2 separate regions of the Homo sapiens genome follow, and region 1 is linked to region 2. A link is a contact called in ENCODE Hi-C or POLR2A ChIA-PET data. All regions are on one chromosome and are shown on one strand. The core of a region is the stretch at or near the end of the contact, and the rest is flanking DNA. Distances in the headings are between cores, read along the strand shown.

The links. A loop is a pair of places that touch in the nucleus more often than their neighbours do. ChIA-PET counts read pairs that join two places held with the same protein, here RNA polymerase II (POLR2A). Pooled maps may share reads with other maps.
Region 1: POLR2A ChIA-PET joins it to region 2 with 27 read pairs in CD4-positive, alpha-beta memory T cell. The contact joins the promoter of C20orf144 here to the enhancer-like site in region 2. A Hi-C loop is called at or near these places in 2 of 168 maps with a recorded cell type or tissue (Caco-2 and GM12878) and 1 of 50 pooled maps. POLR2A ChIA-PET finds 5 or more read pairs at or near these places in 7 of 52 experiments (CD4-positive, alpha-beta memory T cell, H1, HepG2 and 4 more).

The regions. Positions count from the first base shown.
Region 1 is chr20:33,658,696-33,663,576 of GRCh38, forward strand. It overlaps C20orf144 (chromosome 20 open reading frame 144), which reads left to right and starts at 3,632. Exons shown (of 2, transcript NM_080825.4): 1 at 3,632-3,776; 2 at 4,837-4,881. The coding sequence starts at 3,651. NECAB3 (N-terminal EF-hand calcium binding protein 3) reads right to left here. Exons shown (of 12, transcript NM_031232.4): 6 at 1,564-1,700; 7 at 1,190-1,308; 8 at 802-1,037; 9 at 27-139. RefSeq lists an enhancer at 4,215-4,881.
Region 2 is chr20:33,622,337-33,627,373 of GRCh38, forward strand. CBFA2T2 (CBFA2/RUNX1 partner transcriptional co-repressor 2) reads left to right here. Exons shown (of 11, transcript NM_001032999.3): 5 at 779-960; 6 at 2,428-2,681. Among named protein-coding and RNA genes, the nearest start is that of C20orf144, 37 kb to the right of the region's middle. Within about 2 kb of position 2,280, at least 3 of the 41 ENCODE cell types and tissues checked have a DNase peak (open chromatin) inside an H3K27ac peak, as active enhancers do.

The DNA of each region.
Region 1 (4,881 bases), core at 2,382-4,881, 38 kb after region 2:
ATCCCACCTGCCAGCTGGGGACTCACTGCAGACAATGGCTCTGGGCCCCTGTGAAGTCCACATAGCAGCGCAGGGCTCGGTGGAAGTCCTGCAGGCCTTCCTCTGCCACCTGGACCTGCCTCTGGGCCATGAGGATGTGCTGGTGGGAGAGGCAGCCGGTCAGCTGGTGCGGGGCCGGGCACAGGGGAGGGACTGGCTGTGGCCTCCAGGAGGTTCTCAGCTGTTTTTCTGTTTGTTTGTTTTTTAAGACAGGGTCTTGCTCTCACCCAGGCTGGAGTGCAGTGGTGTGTGGGATCACGGCTTACTGCAGCTTCTATCTCCCAGGCTCAAGTAATCCTCCCACCTTGGCCTCCCAAGGTGCTGGAATTACAGGCATGAGCCATCACACCTGGCCCCTAGCCTTCTTGACTGATGCCAGATCCAACCTACCCTTTAGCTGGGTTCCTGCCGCCAACCTGCCCCCCAGCCTCCCTGTCTCCATCCTCTTCTCCCTGTCTCCAAGGGTGCTGCTTGATCCAGCCACTGTTCCTCCTCCTGCAGTATGCCACCACTTCCTTCCACCCTCCAGCTTCCGTCCACACTGCCCCAGACCTGGCTTTCGGAAATGCTGATGGGGAACCAAAGCCCAGAGAAAGGTGGTGGTTCCTGCAGGTTCTCAGAACCCGGCACCTGCTTGCCAGGCCTGGGGGCGGGGCACATGCGCACTGCAGAGGGTTGGTGGGCAACCGGCCCCATGAATCCCCAATTCATGAGCACCCCCAGACACGGCCATCCAGCCGCTTGCCCCTCTCCTGGGCTCACCAAGTCAGGCCCCTTGGCCAGGTCCTCTTCACGCAGGGGTTCCAGCCGGGGGGCCTGTGAGGGCACAGAGTGTGGGCCGGGCCTCCAGCATGGGCCTGGCTCTGGTGGATACCAGGAGGGTCCTCCCTTGTGGGGCCCTGGCCCCACGGCCCTCACCTTGCACTCGAGCTGGTCGATGAGCTCCTGGAGGCGGTTCACCTGGAGCCGCCACTGCATCTCGGCCTCTGAGCTGCGCCCTGTGTGTGGGGCCCGTGCAGGGTCAGGCAGGGGCCTCTCAGGTCCCGCAGGTGCTCAGAATGAAGTGAGGGGCAGTGAAGGAGCGGGCCCTGGGGGAAGGGGGGATGCGGTGCCTGCCTCGGCCAGGCCTCCCACCCCACCCCAGGCGCACCTGTGTCAGAAGAGCCGGGGGACCAGGTGGATGACCGGCTGACACTCCTCAGGGCTCGGCGTCCTGCCCGCCGGCTGCCGCAGAGCCTGCTCTGCGCCTCCACGCTCTCTGCATCTGACCTAGAGGAAGTGAGGCTCACAGGGCCGAGGACTGGGGCCCCAGGACGGGATAAGCCTGGGTGGGGAAGACAAGCCTCCTGGGACTCCGAGGCCTAGCCCCAAAGCCAGTCTCATTTCACCCCGCCATGGCTACCCTGCCATGGCTTCCCCGCCCGAAAATGCAGGCTCCAGGATGCTGGGACTGTGGGGATTTGGAATGGGGGTACAATGGGCGCTTGTGCACTAGCCCCACAGGTTGACAGCACCCTTACATACCGCCAGCCATGGGCCTGGGCCTCCAGGGTATCTGACGCCCCCTCCAGCGAGCTCTGAAGGGCTTGCAGCTGGCTCACCGTCTCCCGCAGCAGGAAGCGCGTCACAAACTGGTCCACTTTGGAGGCCCTCTCGTACTCCTGTGGGCCAAGGAGGGACGGTCAGCATCTCCCAGCCCGGGCACTGATCTCTTGAGTGGGTCCCCTGCCTCTTGCCCATCAGAGCAGCGGTGGCAGTGCCAAGAGCAGGGGCACGCAAACCTGGCACAGGCAGGAGGGTACTGAGACCTGATGGGCAGGGAGGGTCTGGATCCCTCCTTGTCCGGGACTGGCCTCCCTCCCCGGAGGTGTGAGGCCAACTCACAGGGGGCATCTGCCCAGCGAAGTGCCTGGCCTCTCTGGACCTCATGGCCCCTTCCCTGATGGGGCTACCACCTTCAGCACTGTCATAGCCAGTGAGTCCCAGCCACAGCTAGGCTGGGTGGGGGCTATCACGAGGTATCCAAGGGCCAATGTTGACACAAGGCAAAATAATGGCGTGGTGTGGCCCCAGACTCACAATCTACGTATTCACTCATTCATTCATTCACTCATACACACAACACTGGGTGCTTTTTACTAGGAGCTGCTGATAAAAGACAATCAGGTTGCCATTCTCACTCAGACACACACGCCGGCACTGACCCCAACCGACACTGCCAGCCTCCTCCCAGCCCCTCTCAGGGTGGCAGAGAGGCAGGGAGGCTGCCCAAATGCTAGGCCCTGCATGGCCCAGCATGGGATTCTGAGGCTCCTCAACAACCGTCAGTTCCTGGAGCTTCCATTTCCTCATCTATCAAACAGGAAAGATGAAACTCAGCACATGGAGCTGCAAGAACGTCCCAGGAGTTAATTCCTGCATAGGACTCAGCCCAGGGTCTGGCACGTAAGCTCTCGATGCCAGACCTACCAGCCATCTATCGTCAAGTGTAATACAATAAAGGGCCTGCCCACTTGTACACCCAGGAGTCACAGATGTCCTGAGAATTGCCTAACCCCTACCACACACACACACACGCATCAGGGTGGGAGTCCTGGGGAGCTGCAGTCCAGGTGCCTGCCCTCTCCGAGGAGACTCCAGAAGCCCCATCCATCAGAGACTTCATCTCCTGCCATGACCTGCCTCAGCTCAGCCATCGGATGGGACCTCCTGGGCCAGGCTTATGAGCTAGGAGACAGGGACAGAGAAGAGGCTGGGTCTTTTCATTCTCAGACAGGCCAGGGTTTCTATCTCCATGAAATCTTCCCAAAAAATTCCTTTTTGGGTATTTGAGATGATTAGTTTCTGTTGCTTTCAACCAGAGAACAGACAGAAGCACCCACTCAGAGCCAAGCACTACTGCAAGAAGAATTTCATTTAGTCTTTTGTTTTTCTGAGACAGAGTCTCACTGTATCACCCAGGCTGGAGTGAAGCGGCATGATCTTGGCTCACCGCAACCTCTGCCTCCCAGCTTCAAGCAATTCTCCTGCCTCAGCCTCTTGAATAGCTAGGTTTACAGGCCTGTGCCACCACACCTGGCTAATGTTTGTATTTTTAGTAGAGACGGGGTTTCACTATGTTGCCCAGGCTGGACTCGAACTCCTGACCTCAGGTGATCCACCCGCCTCGGCCTCCCAAAGTACTGAGACTACAGGCATTAGCCACCATGCCAGGCCTCATTTAACCTTTGTAACAATTTACAGGAACCATAATTGACCCCATTTTGCAGATGAGAAAACAGGTCCAGAGAGGTTGATTACCTGGGCTAAGGTCACATAGCAAGTTAGTAGCAGGGCCAAAATTCATACCCAAACCACAGAAATCCCCCTCTATTCACCACTAAGCACCTTACATGCATTGCCTCATTTATGATCATTAGCCCAGTTTTACAGCTGAGAAACCAAGGCTAGAAGTGACTGAGTGGAGCCCAGATTCACCTGTGGGCCCTGGAAGGCGGTGCTCAGAGCCTGCAATTGGTGAGGTCAGCCCGTGAGGTCACAATGTTGCCAGGGCCCAGGGGGCAGAGCAGACGGAGTGTGGGCCATCGTCCCCAGTGGTGACCAGCCCTGCCATGGGAAACTATAGTTCCCACAAAAGGACCAAAGCACCCAAGCAGGCCCGCAAGGAGAGGCCGGCTGACATGGACAAGGCCTGGTGGAAATCGTTCCTCAACCACCTCACTCGGAAGAAGCCGGCTGTGAGGGCGGGGGATGGGGAGCAGGGCTGGGGAGGCAGCTGGGGGGCAGAGAAAGCTGGACAAGTGGGTGGGAAGGGATGCTGGGAGTCTAGGCCTTGTATGCAGAAGTCCTAGGGGGTGAGGGAGGAATTCGAAAATCTCTCCCAAGGATGAGGATCCCAGGAGCCCATATGGGTGTGGATGGGGGTCCTTTCAAGGTGGCTCACGCCTGTAATCCCAACACGTTGGTAGGCCAAGGTGGGTGGATAACTTCAGCCCAGGAGTTTGAGATTGGCCTGGGCAACATAGGGAGGCCCCATCTCTACAAAAATTAAAACTTAGCTGGTTGTGGTGGTGAATGCCCGCAGTCCCAGCTACTCAGAAGACTGAGGTGGACTACGTGAGCCCAGGAGGTCAGGGATGCAGTGAGCCGTTGACAGCACCACTGCTCCAGCCTGTAGGACACAGCAAGACCCTGTTTGACTCAGTCTTAAACAAAAAAAGCCCAGAAGGGAGGGCAGAGATTCCAGAACCAGAAAGTGGATGAGACTTGAGAGCCCCGGGGGGTGAGCATGAGTGGGATTCTCTCCCAACCCTGGACGAACGGGTGGAGATCCCAACACGGAGAATCAGTTCTAGTTGGTACTACTGGAGCTAGAGGCAGGGGGAATTCCCTAGTGTCCTCTCTTCAGCTCCTAGGCTCAGAACTTCCCTGTCTCCCTCTCAAATGAGCAGAAGCCCTGGACCAGGCGGGGGTGGGAGGTGCTGAAAGCCCCTGACATAGGGCCTGGAAGGGATCTCATAAACTTAGACGGAGCTGGTCTCAGGAAGTCAGCCTGGGATGGATGAGGGTTTCCAGAAAGGAGGCGGAGTCCGGGGCGCCACGCAGGGAAGGGCGGGCTTCCCCGCGGCCTGAATTGGACAGGGGTCCCCTCCAGCCCTGTGCACGAGAGGATGACAGGACCCGGGTGGACGACAGGACCCGGGTGGACGAGGGTCCCAGGAGAAGCGCGGAGCGGCCCCGGGTCGTGGGCTCGGCCCTAGCGCGCTCTCCCGCCTCACGCCCCTGTTCCACCCCCAGACCAGGATCGTGCTGATTCTCCCCCTGGACAAGCGGCAGCCGCTG
Region 2 (5,037 bases), core at 1,030-3,529:
TTGCTCATCTGTCCCTTGGGATTAAGCCTTTGCTTATGAGCCCAGCCTGCATTGCTTTTAAATTTGGTGAGAAAAATATAATTTCTACTTTATGTTTTTTTTAATAAAAATGGGAAAAGTAAATTCTGTATATGAAAGAGATCGAGTTCTGAGCTTTTAAAGATGTATAGGGTTTTAAAATGTGATTTGTTCCTATTGCAGGTTTTCTAAGTATGAGAGACAGAAAAATACCTACTTAATGAATTATCTTTTTACATTTTACATCACTCCCAGTGCTCCTTTTCAAACTCCCATGTTTCAGAATAATCACAGTTTCCAGAATTCTGTTGCAGCTTTTATACAGAGCTGGAAGGAAGGTTGAGTAGTGCTATCAGAGATGAGTTGGGGTCCAGAAGAGAGAAACCAGGGCTTGGAATGACTCCCACATAGGCAGTAGTAATTCTCTCACTGACTAAAGTCTTCAGAAGCGTATGTTTTAAAATTATTATGTTCAACAACCCTTTATTGAGCTTTGACTGTATACTAGGCTGCAAAGGTAAATAAGGTACAATCTCTTCCTTAAGCATATTTACATCTGGTTGGGGCAAGAGACAATTGAACCAGTAATTCAAGTGCAGTATAAGAGATATCATTGACTCACAGAAGAAGCATTTGAAAATCAGACTGCCAAGGAGAGAAAGGCTTTTATCTTGTATCATCTGCTTTGTGAAAGCCCTTTGAGGTGCTGAGCCTTCTTGTGTAGGGCCTAACACTGGAAAAACTGCCTCTTCCTTTCAAGGCCAACCTGCCCCTGCTGCAGCGGGAACTGCTGCACTGCGCTCGGGCGGCCAAGCAGACCCCATCCCAGTACCTGGCTCAGCACGAACACCTTCTGCTCAACACAAGCATTGCATCGCCTGCTGACTCGTCAGAGTTGCTCATGGAGGTGCACGGAAATGGGAAGAGGCCCAGTCCAGAGAGGTGAGCAGATGAGCTTTGCTGTCCTTGCCTTCCTGGAACCGCACTGGTCCTCCCCTTTGCTTATAAAAGAGAGAGAATTTGATTGCTGTGGTTGTAATGTCTCAAACTTTTTTTGAGACAAGGCCTGGCTCTGTCGCCCAGACTGGAGCGCAGTGGTGCAATCTTTGCTCCCTGCAGCCTCCATCTCCTGGGCTCAAGCGATCCTCTCACCTCAGCCTCCTGAGTATCTGGGATTACAGGCACGTGCCACCATGACCAGCTAATGTTTGTTTGTTTGTTTGTTTGTTTGTTTGTTTGTTTGTTTTTGGAGAGATGAGGTTTTACCATGTTGCCCAGGCTGGTCTCAAACTTGTGAGCTCAAGAGATCTGCCCGCCTCAACCTCCCAAAGTGCTGGGATTATATGGATGTGAGCCACCATGCCCAGCCCAATGTCTCAGACTTTCTGTGGTTATTTTTGCTTTATTCCAATACCTAGCTGCATAATACATCTAAAATCTATGGGAGTAGCTTCCAGACATGAGTATTTTTCGGGAACTCTTCAGATGCCTGCACACCCGGTAAGAAACTCTACTCTAGAGAATTTATGGGTCGACTGTTCCAGAAGCCTCAGGAGTACAGTTCTGCCTTTTCCTTGATGCTGTTTGTAGAAAGAATTGGAAAAAAAAAAAAAAGAAAAGAAAAGAAAAAACAAAAAAAAAGAAATACAATCTGCCAAATGCCTTTTATGTCAAACGCATTTTTTTCTGATCTGAGAAGTTTTGAAAAAGTATAGCAATTAATTATTAATATTTGCCAATGACTCACCTTTACTGAGATTAAAATTAATATGAATTTATTTTAGAAAACTCCCTATGAGTGGCTATCAAAATATTCTATGGGTTATCAAAGAAGGCAATATCAACAATAGTGGATAGGCTTTAATGACATTTTTTTAAAAGTAAAAAAAAAAAAAAAAAAAGAAAATTTATTACAGTTGAATCTGAGTGACTGAAAACCCTGCTACTACACAATTGGACCCACTGTTAATTTGACTGGCTTTAAAAAAAAAAAAAAGACACAATTGGATTTGTTATATGAGCCTTTTTCCTCCCATGTAGTTTCTTTCCAGTAACTCATCTCCACAGTAACAAATTTGACCTTAATACTTTCCTAAGTATGGTTGAACCCGTAACTCAGAAAAACGGTGTCATCTCCTTAGTCTCTCCTTTGCTTTATAAGGGTTAATGTTTCTGTCTGGTTATGGATGGATTTGACCTCTTTTTTCATGCTGGTATAAGTCAGCAATTTACATGAGGTGCCTGGCCCTTGAAGACAATTCAGCTCATGCCTCATGTCACACCTTTCCTTAGAGGCTTCCTGTTTATGCCAGCATGTAGCAAAATACCTAATACATAGTAGGTTCTCAGGAAATGTCTGCATGAACACTTGTTGACAGGATCAGATACGCACTTCTGCTTCTTCTACAGGAGAGAAGAGAATAGTTTTGATAGAGACACAATTGCTCCTGAGCCTCCTGCCAAGAGAGTATGTACCATCAGCCCTGCTCCTCGGCACAGTCCTGCTCTCACTGTGCCCCTCATGAATCCCGGGGGCCAATTCCATCCTACCCCTCCACCTCTTCAGCATTACACCTTAGAGGATATTGCAACTTCTCACCTGTATCGGGAACCCAACAAGATGCTAGAGCATCGAGAAGTTCGTGATAGACACCACAGTCTTGGTAAGCAACCGAAGCAGCATGGTAAATTCAGACTGGATTCTTGGATTTCTTTCCAACTCAATGATAAAGTCAAATAATATGATTGCTTTTTCCCACTGATTGGATAAAACAATATTATACATAGACTATTAGAATCATAGTTGATCTTATTTGATATCAATCTCATTTGATACCTTGTTGCTATGATATGATAGAAGTACAGCTAGGTGTGGTGACTGGTGTCTGTAATCCCAGCTCTTAGAGAGGCTGAGGTGGAAGGATCACTTGAAGCCAGTCTGGGCAACATAGTGAGATCCCATCTCTACAAAAAATTTTAAAAACTAGCCAGGCTTGGTGGCATGCGCCTGTGGTCCCAGCTACTAGGGAGGCTGAGGAGGGAGGATCAGTTGAGTCCAGGAAGTCAAAACTACATTGAGCCATGATCTTGCCACTGCATTCAGCCTGGGTGACAGAGTGAGACCTGTCTAAAAAAGAATAAAGGGGTATCGCCTATTCTCAGATGGTTCAGAAGAAGAGAATGAAAAAGCAAAGGAGGTAAAATGTTAACATTTGAGAACTCTGTTTGAAGATATGTGAGAATTCTTTGTGCTCCTTTTGCAGCTCTTCTATAAATCTGAGTTTATTGCAGAATAAAAGTTTTTAAAATTAGGCCAAGCTCAGTGGCTCATGCCTATAATCCCAGCACTTTGGAAGGCCAAGGCAGGAGGATCACTTGAGGCCAGAAGTTTGATACCAGCATGGGCAACATAGAGAGACCTCATCTCTACAACAACAACAACAAAAATTAAAAATGAGGCAGGAGGGGCTGGGCGTGGTGGCTCACGCCTGTAATCCCAGCACTTTGGGAGGCTGAGGTGGGTGGATCATGAGGTCAGGAGATGGAGACCAATCTGGCTAATACAGTGAAACCCTGTCTCTACTAAAAATACAAAAACTTAGCTGGGCGTGGTGGTGGGCACCTGTAGTCCCAGCTACTCAGGAGGCTGAGGCAGGAGAATGGCGTGAACCCAGAAGGCGGAGCTTGCAGTGAGCCGAGATCACGCCCCAGCACTCCAGCCTGGGCAACAGAGCAAGACTCCGTCTCCAAAAAAACAAAACCAAACAAAAAACAAACAAAAAAAATGAGGCAGGAGGACTGCTTGAGCCCAAGAGGTCAAGACTGCAATGAGCCATGATGGTGCCACTGCACTCCCCTCCTGGGCAACATGGTGAGACCCTGCCTCAACACAATAAAAAATGTTTTTAAAATTAAGCAGGAAAGATGCAAGATTTCACCTTGGAGGAGAAAGTGCATGGACATTTAGGTCAGGAGGTGAGGCATATCGAAATCTTGGCTCTGCATCCTAACTAGCTGTGTGATCTCAGGCAAGTTGCTTGGGCTCTCTGAGCCTCAGAAGAGTAATTTCTAAATGATTGTAACGCCACCCCCTGTGCTAGGTTGTTGTTCCATTTGGAATGCCTGGTATATAGGTGCTCAGAAACCTTTAAATTTAGGAAGAAACAGAAAAGAAACCTTAACAAACCTCTTCTAGTTTTGGACAGAGCGGTTTGTCATGTACTCTTACACGTTTTCAGCATAAGGTTTTTTGGAGTAAAACTGCTGAGCAGAGAACCAAAGGGCTATCAGCTTCCAGGGTTTCCCTAAATTTCCATGTATACCTTGTTGAGTAAAAAACTGCAATACATTTGCCCTCACTTCCTCTTACTTAGGCTCACTAGCATCTTTCAGACGCTTGGCCACAGTGGGGCCCCTGGCATCATGTAGTGGGATAGTAGCTGAATAGGGAAGGCTGTAGCAGCCATGGTGTTCTCAGAGCCAACATTTACTGAGTCGTAGCTACCACTTAGATTGTGTTGTAAGTACATTGTCTTATTTTATCCTCACAGGAGTCCCAGACAATTGTTATCCCCTTTTTACAGATGAAGGAGCTATGGCCAAAAATCACTTAGCTAATAATTGGCAGAGACAAAATTCAGACCCCAATTGTCTTATGCCCAAGGTTTAGATGTACTGGCAGTATGTTATGATACTTATCCTAGTGTTCAACCCCTGTTACTCCTATGCCTCTCTTTTATCTATTAAAAACTGCTTGCGGGCGGTCTGGCGTGGTGGTTCATGCCTGTAATCCCAGCACTTTGGGAGGCCTAGGTGGGCGAATCGTGAGGTCAGGAGATCGAGACCATCCTGGCTAACATGGTAAAACCCCGTCTCTACTAAAAATACAAAAAATTAGCTGGGCGTGGTTACAGGCACCTGTAGTCCCAGCTACTTGGGAGGCTGAGGCAGGAGTAGGGCGTGAACCTGGGAGGTGGGGGTTGCAGTGAGCCAAGATCACACCGCTGCACTCCATCCTGG